Regions from separate parts of the Homo sapiens genome. Here regions 2, 3 and 4 are each linked to region 1. Evidence: chromatin contacts called from ENCODE Hi-C or POLR2A ChIA-PET data. All regions are on one chromosome and are shown on one strand. The core of a region is the stretch at or near the end of the contact, and the rest is flanking DNA. Distances in the headings are between cores, read along the strand shown. Region 1 has its middle 14 kb from the start of LINC02630. Region 2 holds the start of CREM (cAMP responsive element modulator). Region 3 has its middle 490 kb from the start of ANKRD30A. Region 4 has its middle 400 kb from the start of ANKRD30A.

Region 1 (3,261 bases), core at 659-3,158:
CAATTTTTCTATAACTTTATAAAAAATGTAATATTTTCATGATTTGGCATGCTCTGTGTCTTAATGTCTGGTTGGGTAATTTTAACAGCATGACACTTGTTTGCCAGAATCCATCTGAGGTTTTGATTGGCACTGCATTGGTTTATTATAATACTTGGTAACTTTTTGTATTTTATCTCTGCACGTATAGAATGCTTTCTCCAAATAGCACAGGAACTCTTCAAATTTCAATTTCAAAATGTCCAAATTTATAGAGAAGGAATGAATTTCTGTGCCAAATTAAGTTTTAAATTATTCAGTGGTATGAATAATTACCTGTGATGGTGGTTTTGAGAAACTCTTATCTGATGAGTCCTCATTTGTTGATACGTGAACTCACCTACTTGCTGAACAGTTACTGAGCACTGGCTGCGTATAAAGCACAGTTATAAGTGCTGCCAGTAAACATTTCTCAACTTCCATGTCACTCACGTGTTTTGCATGAAGCTGCTGTACTCCTTCATTGTTAGTAGACTTAACTACTGCTTGAACAGTGAGACTTTGGGGATCTATACTCTATATTAAGAAACTCTGCTTGTATTTTTAGTAAGTGATGCTGACACTGTCAGAAGTTAATGTTGTCAGATTTGGACCCAAATGCTGATTCTCTGGAGGTCTGGACTTTAGTTCATTCTGCCACCAGCCAGGAGGCCAGTTAAATGGTCTGTGCCCCCATTTCTTCATTTGTGAAATTAAGACACAGGACCAGATGTTTTCTACAGTCTCATTCACCTCTAAAATGAATTTATGAGTCTCTGACAAGTGGGGCATGGAAGTTCTTTGATTACACATGAAAGGGTACCTTTGGGTCTTGGTAGTGAAGAGACTGCCTATCATGGGATAGAATAAGATACTGAGGTAGGTTGCTATGGAGCAGAGGTCTGCAGGAGAGGAGGATGTAGGTCATTGAAGAATATATGAGGCCAGGATAATGGCAAAGAAATAGAACCCGTATGTGAGGGTGGAGGGTAGATTTTTCTGGTTGAAATATATCTGAGCTAAGGCTGAACATCAGTGAGAGGTGAGAGTGTCAGTTGTTGGCAGACCTTAAAATAATAATTAATAATGCTATCAATAATTAATTATTATATAATATAATGCTGTTAATAATATTATATAATGCAATTATATAATATTATATTTAATAATAAGTATAGCATTTGTCTACTTATGCAATATAAAGTGAAGTCATACATTATCCGTTTGGCCCTAAGAATCCCATCTTTATTCATGTTAAGTATTCTTAGCATTATTTTGCACCTGAGGAAACTGAGGCACAGTTTCTGAGGTAGACAGTTCCAACAGCCTGTCTACCAGCTTGTCATAGCAGCGCTTGGCACTTCACCCGTTTATCTTCTGACTCCCCAAACCCCACAATTTCCACCTTACCGCAGTGCAGAGTTTCAATCTGATGAGATAAGCATGCAGAAAGGGTCTGCGGTGATTTCTCTATCTAGGGACTCAGAAAGAACTATCTTAAACCTGAAGGGTTTATTTCACTATCTTAAGTAACCAGGGCTCCGATGGAAGCCCCCCTGATTAAGGAAGAATTACGCTTTACCTTGATTTTTAAAACATCTCAGTTTATACCTATTGTTGACAGAAACCTCGCCATCCTGGGGGCTTTTCAGACTCTTGACTGACCTCTCCAGATCAGATAGTCAGTGTGAAGTGCAGCAGAGGAAAAAACAAACCCTGATTTCCTTTCTTCATATTCGTGTCCCTGTGTTTTGCATCTTCCTGATTTCATAGCGTAGGAGAGTTTCAATTAGTCAGCATATAATTGACACTTTTTTAGTTCAATTGGCCAAGATAGGCTCTTATTCTTAAAATAGCATTTAAAAAACAGATGGAGATGGGCTTTGAGCCTGGCAAGTCTATCCAAGCATCTGGAAAACCCCTGTTGTTAATCAGGGCATGGCTGGGAGCTGCAGGTTGCATAACTTGTAGCCTTTATGCAGGGCTCAGGGCTTGTTTGTCGTGATTTACAGAAAGATGATTTGGATAGCACTTCCCTAGAACTAGCAGGGATTCTAGCAGTACTCATCAGAACTTTAGATGCTTTGAATTTAGATTTTATTTTTTAAGATCAAAAAAGATTTCATGTTTTTCTTTTAATTCAAGCTCATCTTTCTTTTTAAATCACATTCATTTTTAACATCCTAAGAAATGCTTTCCCAAGAAAATGAAAGAGAAATAAAACAGAAGAGATTCTGTAACTGGCTGCTTTAAGTTTCCCAAATGTGTTGAGTCCATTCTAGTTACTATGTAACTTATTTTTATATTGCCAGAATTCCGTGGGTATCTCAAGGGAGAGACAAAAATGTAACAACTTTGCTTTCTATTATGAGAAAGGGACGATTGATGCAGATGGCAAAAAAGTGCATCTTTATGATTTGGTTATATGAGGTTTTTCTGTTGGCAAACTAGACTTTTGATGGTATGATAAGATTTTTAAAAGTTCCTGCTGCCTGTCAGCAGAGATTTTGATTTGTTGTTATTAGAATATCTTAGGTGATTTAAATGCTGTAGCTGGGTTGAGAGACATTGATGCCTGGATCATCCCTGACCTGAAGCTGCTCATTTCTTTAGAAGCCAAGTATGAGAAATAGACTAAGGAGGGCATTTTTTAATAATTAAAAATTTAATATGACTCATAATTTATTGAATTTTATTTTCAGTTAATGAAACAGTTTTAGTTGTACAGAAACACTGAGCAGAGAGTATAGAGAATTCCCATTCACTCCCCTGCACATAGTTTTCCTGTTACTAACATTTTACATTAGCATGACACATTTGTAACAAATGAGCAAGTAATGAGTCATTGTTAATTAAGTGCAAGGTTTATTCAGATTTCCTTAGTTTTTACCTAAGGCCCCTTTTCCATTTCAGAATCCCATCCAAGGTATGGGATCCCCATATTACCTTCAGGCATCACGTCTCCTTGGGCTCCTTTTGGCTGTGACAGTTACTCAGATTTGTTTGGGATGACCTTGAGTGCTTTGAGGGGTACTGGTCAGGCATATTATAGGATGCCCCTCTATTGGGATCTGTCTGATGTTCATCTGATGATTAGGCTGGGATTAGGGATTTTGAAGAGGAAGAGCACAGAGGCAAAGTGGCCATTTTCCTCACATTATATCAAGGGGACATAATATCAATTGTTGGTGTTGACCTTGATCACCTGGCTGACATAGACTTTATCAGATTTCTCTGCCTTAA
Region 2 (2,910 bases), core at 370-2,869, 790 kb before region 1:
TGATGGGCTTGTAAGTATGTGTATCTCACCTCCAGTATTGATCTTTGTAAAAAAACAGATGAACAAAAAAATATGGTTTGTGCTTTCTGAACTTTATAATTAAGACTACATACATATGGGAGTAAAATACTGGCAAGAAAGGAAACCGTAGAGCAAATACTTTGCAAATAAGAAATTGCCATTCCTTTGATTCTTTTTGATTCATATGAACTCCTGTTACAGAGACAATTGTTGTGGATACATTCCCTTTGACCTACGAAAATTAGATTTGAACAAAGGTTCAGATTGGATTTAGATTAAGTCCTGCTCAGTGAAAATTATGAAAACACTCTGACACTACAGTAACTGATATGAAATAATAAATCCTCACTTAACATTGTCAATAGCTTCTTAGAAACTGGTTTTCAGTGAAACAACGTACAATGAAACCGATTTTTGTTATCATCAATATTATAACGAAATGAAAACAACACTGAATGAAAATTTTTTTGTGGACCTGCTGTAAGTTGTTTGGCTTAAAGCCATGATTTCTAAGAACCTATCGTTAAGTGAGGACCTACTGTACTCTATAACCATGCTGCTATTCTTTATTCCTGATATCCCATTACTTTTTTTATTTTTGAGATGGAGCCTCGCTCTGTCACCCAGACTGGAGTGCAGTGGAACGATCTCAGCTCACTGCAGCCTTGACCTCCCAGGTTCAAGCGATTCTCCTGCCTCAGCCTCCCAACTAGCTGGGACTACAGGCGTCTGCCACCACTCCTAGCTAATTTTTGTATTTTTAGTAGAGATGGGGTTTCACCATGTTGGCCAGGCTGCTCCTGACCTCAGGTGATCTGCCCATGTCTGCCTCCCAAAATGCTGGGATTACAGGCGTGAGCCCCCGGCCGACCTTTCTAATCTAAAAAAAAAAAAAGAGATGAAGTCTCACTGTGTTCCCTAGGCTGGTCTCCTGGGCTCAAGCGATCCTCCCACCTTGGCCTCCCGAAGTGTTGGGATTACAGGCCCGAGCCAGCGGGCCCAGCATGCGGACCATTTCCAGTCAAATACTGGGATAAACTGCAATAAATGACCCTAAGAAGCAGGTGAATTGTCTCAGGAGCTCAAGCTTCTTTTGGAGAAGGACTCAACCAGCTGTGACTGGCTGTGAATATGGAGGAAAAGGGCCACTAGTCAAGGTATGTAGATAGCTTTTAGAAGTCAGAAGAAGCACGCCTGCAGTCCCAGCTACTCAGGAGGCTGAGGCCGGAGGATCGCTTGAGCCTGGGGAGATAGAGGTTGCAGAGAGCCGAGACCACGCCACTGCAGCCCAGCCTGGACAGAGGTGAGACGCTCGCGGACCTTAGCTTGGGGTTGGCGGCGTTAGGAAGAAACCGACCTCGAGACCCTGAAGACCTGACAACAGCCGTTACTCTGGCTGACAAGTCATTGGATTTCTGGCGCACGCGCGGCGCGGCACGGGCAGCTTCCGGTTTCCAGCCTTGCCCCCGCCCCTACCTTCCGCCCCACCTCCAGGCTAGTTCCTCCTCTTGGCCCCGCCCCCTGACCTTCCTTCTCCCTATCCCTAGGCCCCGCCCCCTGACCCGCACCTTCCCGCCGCCCCTCCCCGGTTCCATTTCATTGTTGGATTGTGGCGCTTCACTCCTGCTGGCGGCCGGCAGGGGGCGGAGTTCGAGCCTGGATTTTTTTCCTCGGGGCCTCCCCCGGGAGGCCGTCCCGGCGTGGGGGAGGGGAGGACGGGGCGGGAGGACGCGGTTCGGTCGGCTGCAGCGCTACTTTTGGTCCGGGGTCGGCAGGGAGGCCGCGGCTACCGCATCACAGCTGACGTGAGGACTACGTGGGGCCGCTGCCGGCTCCGGGTTGCTGGGCGGCGGCGCCGCTGCTGAGCGGCGGTCGGGCTCGCCGTCTCCACCTCCTCGCGTCCGTAATCAGTGACGAGGTCCGCTACGTAAATCCCTTTGCGGCGGGTAAGTGGTGCGTCGGCTCCGGCCCCGAGACCCAGCAGCGGGCGACGCGGCGCAGGAGGTGGAGGTGGAGGCAGGAGGCGGAGCGGAGCCGGGTGCGGTGGAGCAGCAGAGGCCGAGCGGAGCCGTGGGCGGCGGGCCGGGACCCCGGGGCCGGGCCAAGGACTGGCGGGGCAGCCGCGAGTTCACCTGACGCGGCCCCTCGCTCGGCGCCCCCGAGGCCGCCGGCTCGCCGCCCCACGCCCGCTTCGTGCGCTCAGCTGCCCCGGGACCCGCCTGCCTCCTCGCGAACTTGGGACGAGTTGGAAAATCCTCCCTGAGAGAGCCGTGCGGCTCAGGGGAGCGGTTTAACTCGGAAAAGGAAAAGGAATCCAGAAGTAAGGACCTCGGATTTGAGTGCCCCCAGCGCCTCTGCCCCACTTTACGAGCGCAGTTTAGACGAAAGCGGACGCAGCCCGTTTTCCCCCAAAACCTGGGCCGGAGGGCCTCGCAGCTGAGTCATTCGGTCCCGGGCGCGGGCAGTCTCCGGAGTGGGAAGGGCAGAGCCGCGACCGCTCTCGGAAGGCGCATTTTCCCTTCTGCCTGAGTCTTGCCTTTTTAGGGCCATCTGGTAAGGTTTCCAGAGCCTGTTGAATCTGGGGAATAAACACATTATTAAACATACTTTTTTTTTTTGAGACGGAGTCTTGCTGTTACCCAGGCTGGAATGCAGGGGCATGATCTCGGCTCACTGCAGCCTCTGCCTCCTGGGTTCAAGCGATTCTCTTGCCTCAGCCTCCCGAGTAGCTGGGATTACAGGCATGCGCCACCACGCCTGCTAATTTTTGTATTTTTAGTAGAGATGGGGTTTTACCATGTTGGTCAGGCTGGTCTCGAACTCCTGACCTTCCACCCACCTCGGCCTCCCAAAGTGCTGGGATTACAGGCGTGAGCCGCCGCGCCTGGC
Region 3 (3,193 bases), core at 198-2,697, 720 kb after region 1:
GGACCCTGTCATTCTTCATCTGGATTTAGAAAATAAAAAGATCCCTGATGATACCCCCAATTTCCTCTGGCAGTGTTTCTAAAGGAACTATCCTATGAGACTTCAGCATTCTGACTCATGACATTAATATCCTGAGCTCCTCAAGAAAATTAAGCATCACAGACCACAGGAAGATTCTGCTAAAATTGCCAAAAATAACAATACTTTTAGTTAGTACTCTTTTTCCAAGGTATTCAGCATCCAACGTGTATAGCAACTGTGTCATGTTTAAATCGTTTTGCTACGCTAATTGAGATATGAAGAAACAAGGATAGAAACATACAAATCATTTCTTTAGGTCTGAAAAGAAAGCTATTAGCTAGCCAAAAGCACAGACATTCCAAAATTCATAGTGTCAAATTAGTTGTGTTATTTTCTTATTTTTGCTTCTGGTGGAGACATCCAAAACTGATGGCTTAGTGGGCAGCAGTAATGAATTTTAATCCCAGGTACATTGCCAGCTTTAGGTCTTGTGCAAATGCCTCTGTGAAGTATTTTTCTGTGCCTATATACAATGAGGATACTGACACATCTTTATCATAAAATAAAAATGTGGAGTAAAGATGTAGCTAATATTCTACAACATAAGCATTCTTCCAGTTACTCATAAATCGATGCCCATTAATTGAATCATAGGGCAAGTACGTTTGTGAAGCTTACTAAATAATTTGTAGCAGGGTATTCTTTTTTTTTTTTTTTTTGAAACGGAGTCTCACACTGTCGCCCAGGCTGAGTGCAGTGGCGTGATCTCAGCTCACTGCAACCTCCACCTCCCAGGTTCAAGCGATTCTCCTGCCTCGGCCTCCCGAGTAGCTGGGACTACAGGTGTGTGCTACCATGCCCAGCTCATTTTTTGTATTTTTAGTAGAGACAGGGTTTCACCTTGTTAGCCAGGATGGTCTCGATCTCCTGACTTCATGATCTGCCTGCCTCGGCCTCCCAAAGTGTTGGGATTACAGGCATGAGCCACCGCGCCTGGCCCATGGTATTATTTTTTATAGAGAAGGATTCATTCTCCCTAAACATTCCCCGCCTACTCCTCTTTCTGTTGGGATTTTTCACATATCAAATTTGCAAAAATAAAACATGAAAGATGATTGTGAAAACAGAATTAAGTCGTATGATATTTTATTTCATTATTCTAAAGGTAATTGTAATCTATAAATTAGATGTCCCTGAAGTATTCGCAAAACACTCTTAAAAGCTTTTTGGATAAATGTGACAAAAATTACTTAAGTCAGGTTCCACTGAGAAACTGAGAAAAAAAGGAGAAAAATATTCCTTGAGGATTCAGATGCCTGAGAAAGATTTAAGGAGTTTTTATACTTTGATAGAGCTTTTAAGAAATGTTTTATCTATTTTATCTTTGCTCTGGCCACATACCGATAGAACTTGCAAACTGTTTACTTAGGAGTATGGATTTGTAATATTTTAACAGTAAAGTAGCACTCTGATTTCTAAATAGTTCCTGTGGTTACAATGAAGAAGGAAGGAAGGAAGGAAGGAAGGAAGGAAGGCAGGCAGGAAGGAAGGAAAGGAAGGGAAGGATGGAGGGAGGGGAAGGAAGGAAGGGAAGGAGGGAGGGATGGAGAGAGGGAGGGAGGAGAAAGCCTTTCAGAGTAGTAGGAAGCTGTCAAAATCTACTTAATGGAATCATTTGTAGATGGAATCATTTGTAGAGAATGTTTTTCCTTCCCCTCCAAGAAAGTTTTTGTTCTTGCTGATGGCTTTTCTATCTAGAATCCACAGATCTTCCACAGATTAAAAAACTAAAGTATAGAAAAGTATTCTGTGCAGGTGGAAGATTTGAAATAATTTATTGATGCTAAAACAAGATGTTTATAATACTTTTCCTCACTCCACCTACTACTTTGAACTTGCTCAGTCGGTGCCATTCTATTTAGTAAGGCTTAGAGCAAGTCAAATCAAACTTTGATTTGAATTTCACAAAGATTTGAAATTCTCTCGCAGAGATTTGAATTTTTCTCTCTCTCTTCTCTCTCTCTCTCTTCTCTCTCTCTCTCTCTCTCTGCCTTGCATTCTCTGAGAGAGAATACTTTTGAGTTAATCAGCTGGACTGTTTATGGGGGAGTAGTAGTTCCCTGTTTACATTATTCAGTAATAACTAAAAGTAGATAATTGAAGTATGTTTTATTAAAATGTACTGATGGGAAAGAGTATTTTAGAGGGTCCAAAGTGGAAATAAACATATATATTTACATAAATGATTTAGAAACATCAGGTTTTTAAAATGAATCTCCTCTCGTGGATTTGTAGATTAGAACTTGACTCACAGCTAAAAGCAGAAGCCATTTAAAAAAAAAGATAATTATTTCCTAAAGTAAACTTATTTCATGTAGTGCAAAACCTAATACAAGAAAGTGCATAATTACAAGTGTGTGGCTCAAAGAACTTTACAAAGTGATGCACCTGTGCAGGCAGCACAGATCAAGAAACAGCATTGAGCCTCCTCTCCCTCCTGCTCAGTCTTGGCCTCTCTCCAAAGCTATATCCTGACTTCTAATTTGACTTCCAGGTGGGTTTTCCTTGTTTTTAAATTTCTCAAAAGTGGGATGATACAGTAGGTTCTCTTTTATGTCTGACTTTTTAAATTCAACATTTTTCTGCAAAATCCATCCACATTGTTGTGAGTAGCTATATTTCATTCATTTTCATGGCTGTATTGTATTCCATGTGAATAGAGATTGTTTATTCAGAGTCTTATTCACAGACAGGTAGTTTCTGGTTTGGGGTTGATACCAATTGTGCTACAATGATAATGTTTAACATATTTTTTCTGAAAACATATACACATTTCTCTGGGGATGTTCCTTAGAGTGGAATTCCTGGGTCATAGGGTGTGAGTAATAGATATTGCCAGTAGTTTTTCAAATTTACACAACTGCCAGTAGTGTCTGTGAGTTCCAGTTGCCAAGCCAATCCTTGTATTTTTTTTTTAATTGCTATTCTGATGAGTGTGTAGAAATGTCATATCTGAATTTGTATTTTTCTGGTGACTAAGGAAGGCAAGTATCTTTTCGTGTGGATGCTGGCTGTTTGACTATCCCATCTTATGCAGCATCTCTTCCAATATTCTGCCATATTTCCATTTGACTGTCTATCTTTTTTTGAATCCTTCAGATATTCAGGATAC
Region 4 (3,280 bases), core at 227-2,726, 810 kb after region 1:
GGAAAAACCCCGTCTCTACTAAAAATAAATACACAATTAGCCGGGCATGGTGGCATATGCCTGTAATCCCAGCTACTCGGGAGGTTGAAGCAGGAGAATGGATTGGAACCGGGAGGCGGAGGTTGTAGTGAGCCAAGATTGCACCCCTGCACTCCGGCCTGGGTGACAGAGAGAGACTCCATCTCAAAAAAAAAAAAAAAAAGATTACAAAGTAACCATGTAGGAAACCGAGAGGAGAGGTTTCAGAGGTGGTTTAGTGAGGTAATCCATATTTTCTGATGATAAATTGGCGCCCAGTCAATTTATTAATTAGAAAGGAATAAATTGGCCTGGCGTGGTGGCTCACCCTTGTAATCCCAGGACTTTGGAAGGCAGAGCGGGGCAGATCGTTTGAGCCTAGGAGTTCCAGACCCGCCTGGGCAGCATGGTGAAACCCGGTTTCTTAACAGAAAAACAAAACAAAAACCCCGAAAATTAGCCAGGCATGGTGAGCCGCGCAGGTAGTCCCAGCTACTCTGAAGGCTGAGGTAAGAGGATTCCTTGAGCCCAGGAAGTCGAGGTTGCAGTGAGCTGTGATGGCACTGCTGCACTCCAGCCTGGGCGACAGAGTGAGACTCTGTCTAAAAAAAACAAAGAAAAAGAAAGTAAATAAAATTGCTAAATCAAGGAACAGCTTGACACTTTATTATACAGAGAAATAGAGGCAGCATTTAGCAGGCACCAATGTTCACTTAGTGGGAACTGCAGGTGTTCCCCGGACCGGAGGCTGCTTCTTTTCCAAAGGAAATCTATTATTGACTACCAATAAAAAAATACATTGTAGGTTTGTTACAATATACAAATGGCTAAATTTTATATATCCACGACCATATTCTAGCACAGCTCTAAGCCTTTTCATGCTCTGAAATAGCTACTATTGTTACCTCCATTGTAGAGAAAACAGATGCCAGAGGCTGTTTTGGAAGGACCGTGGAAACTGATTGACTATGAAATTGACTTGTATGTTTCGGACTTAAAGGTTTTTCCTGCTCTGCTCGTTACATTTTCACATTTTAGATAACATACCTCTTAAAATAGTGGTCCTTTTAAAATTTGGAGGGATTCCTCTTCCAATTTGAAGTTTTTTCTTGCACTAAACATTTGGTCAGACTAAGATCATCCGCGTTTTATGTCAGTTTAAGTACATTTTTAGACATTGTTCACGTAGAAATGTAAATATGAGCTTACATTGTGTGTAAAAGGAAATAATAGCTGCTTACAACCATTTTTGTCTCATAATACAAATCCAAATCAATATGTTATTGGAAATGCAGGCTGGGAGGGGAAAGAAAAGATGCAGAGAGAAAAGCCCCATCTCTGCTTGGAGTTCAGCCCTGGGTCTCTTTTCCCTTCCTCCTTCCTTCTCACAGCTGTCACAGTGACAGAAGAACACAGGGCTGCCTTTTAGTGACACCTGCTGGGACAGACCTGGCAGAAGAGATTGCAGATTTGGTTGTTTCTTGGCTGCCTCTGCCAGCCCCTGAGTCAGCACCCCACTCCATTTCATGCTGAGCTTGGACAGCTCAGGTTTAAAAAATTCCCCCTTCCCTTGGGGCAACTGCTTTCCAGCCTCCTCATCATTCCTAAAGGAGAATGACCTACATGCCAGCATGACAGAGATCCAGAAATTTATAGAAGCTTCATTGTGAGCCTAAATCCTTAACAGGGGCTCAAACTGCCAAACACCAAATGAAGAGAGAGGTTTTGCAGTAAAGCAGGAAGTCATTAAAATAATGAATCACCCGGCTGGGTTTTGAGCTCCTTTCCCACTAATTTAATGGAAAGATTTATTGTCTTCACAATTTACGCTTTCCTAAATTTTGCATAAATTTATCATTTATATCTTCACATAAGTAATTCTTTGTGTTTTATCACTGAGCAAATTCTATGTAGCAAATCAATGCTATATTTTGGCAAACTCATGTTATAGCTTAGAAAATACTACAGCATTGTAAACTGAGGGCAGCATTAAGCAAATTATATTTACCTTTGTGACCGCAAAACAATGATTCAATGCTTTTCCCATGAAATTTGTCTTTCGATATTGGTAGTGGTTTTTAAATAAAAAACATGAATTACATATCGATTAAAACTTTACTATTGTTTTTAGAAACTGTGACTTCACCAGTTATGAGCGGACTTGAAATGTGTAGTTTTTAAGTTTGGAAATCCTTTGTAGTTTCATTTACTTTTCCAGGAAGAAAGTGAGATATTTTTTGCTGCTGTTGCCTGGTTTTTGTTTGTTTTTTGACCATAAACAAAACTTAATGGAGCCCCAAATCTACTAACTCAGTCCTCCTTTGGTAACATGCCTTTTTCTGATTTCTAGACTTTAGTTGATATTTGTGACACACTAGTTCTATTATTTAAAAATTTAGAAAAGTACTACAAGAGTAAGAAGCAAAGAGCATGAGCCACCGTGCTGGGCTGCTTTTAATTTTTGATATCAATCTTTACTTTTTTTTTTTTTTTGAGACAGAATCTCGCTCTGTGGCCCAGGCCAGAGTGCAATGGTGTGATCTCGGCTCACTGCAACCTCCATCCCCAGGGTTCCAGCGATTCTCCTACCTCAGCCTCTGGAGTACCTGGGATTACGGGCAACCGCCACCACGCCTGGCTAATTTTTTTTGTATTTTAAGTAGGAACGGGGTTTCACCATATTGGCCAGGTTGGTCTTGAACTCCTGACCTCAGGTGGTCCACCTGCCTTGTGTCTTGGCCTCCCAAAAATGCTAGGATTACAGGCATGAGCCACCATGCCTGGCCTTTTGCCTATTTTTATTTTAAAATCATCTCTTCTTTTCGATGATTTTTTTTTTTTTTTTTGAGATGGAGGCTCCCTCTGTCGCCCAGGCTGGAGTGTAGTGATGTGATATCGGCTCACTACAACCTCCACCTCCCAGGGTCAAGCAGCAATTCTCCTGCCTCAGCCTCCTGAGTAGCTGGGATTACAGGCACCCACCACCATGCCCTGCAATTTTTATATTTTTAGTAGAGATGGGGTTTTACCATGTTGGCCATGCTGGTCTTGAACTCCTGACCTCAGGCGATCCAGCCACCTCGGCCTCTGAAGGTGCTGGGATTACAGGCATGAGCCACCGTGCCTGGCCCCAGATTTTATTATTCTTAAAAAGCCAATTGAGAATTCCTAGCATACTCACTTAAAAGGAAAATTTAGTTTGCTATAATATTACTCATATTTGCTATGGTGAATTCATCTCTAGAAAGGTTCTTTGTGTAAT

Evidence for each region. Hi-C counts contacts between places; a loop is a spot of excess contacts on that map. ChIA-PET counts read pairs that join two places held with the same protein, here RNA polymerase II (POLR2A). Pooled maps may share reads with other maps.
Region 2: a loop to region 1 is called in a map with no recorded cell type, with 9 times the contacts of the local background. The contact joins the promoter of CREM here to the enhancer-like site in region 1. A Hi-C loop is called at or near these places in 2 of 37 single-sample maps with no recorded cell type and 5 of 50 pooled maps.
Region 3: a map of PC-3 shows a loop between it and region 1 (1.9-fold over the local background). The contact joins two enhancer-like sites. A Hi-C loop is called at or near these places in 1 of 168 maps with a recorded cell type or tissue (PC-3). POLR2A ChIA-PET finds 5 or more read pairs at or near these places in 1 of 52 experiments (activated T-cell).
Region 4: a map of mammary epithelial cell shows a loop between it and region 1 (5-fold over the local background). The contact joins two enhancer-like sites. A Hi-C loop is called at or near these places in 2 of 168 maps with a recorded cell type or tissue (PC-3 and mammary epithelial cell) and 2 of 50 pooled maps.

Annotation. Positions count from the first base shown.
Region 1 is chr10:35,911,008-35,914,268 of GRCh38, forward strand. No RefSeq gene overlaps it. Among named protein-coding and RNA genes, the nearest start is that of LINC02630, 14 kb to the left of the region's middle. Within about 2 kb of position 1,909, at least 3 of the 41 ENCODE cell types and tissues checked have a DNase peak (open chromatin) inside an H3K27ac peak, as active enhancers do; they include PC-3, where a contact is called at or near this core.
Region 2 is chr10:35,125,227-35,128,136 of GRCh38, forward strand. It overlaps CREM (cAMP responsive element modulator), which reads left to right and starts at 1,620. Exons shown (of 8, transcript NM_183011.2): 1 at 1,620-1,967. It also overlaps a transcript of CUL2 not described here. RefSeq lists silencers at 1,508-2,027, 2,088-2,227 and an enhancer at 2,588-2,657.
Region 3 is chr10:36,635,029-36,638,221 of GRCh38, forward strand. No RefSeq gene overlaps it. Among named protein-coding and RNA genes, the nearest start is that of ANKRD30A, 490 kb to the right of the region's middle. Within about 2 kb of position 1,448, at least 2 of the 41 ENCODE cell types and tissues checked have a DNase peak (open chromatin) inside an H3K27ac peak, as active enhancers do; they include PC-3, where a contact is called at or near this core.
Region 4 is chr10:36,724,220-36,727,499 of GRCh38, forward strand. No RefSeq gene overlaps it. Among named protein-coding and RNA genes, the nearest start is that of ANKRD30A, 400 kb to the right of the region's middle. RefSeq lists an enhancer at 1,227-1,742. Within about 2 kb of position 1,477, at least 2 of the 41 ENCODE cell types and tissues checked have a DNase peak (open chromatin) inside an H3K27ac peak, as active enhancers do; they include PC-3, where a contact is called at or near this core.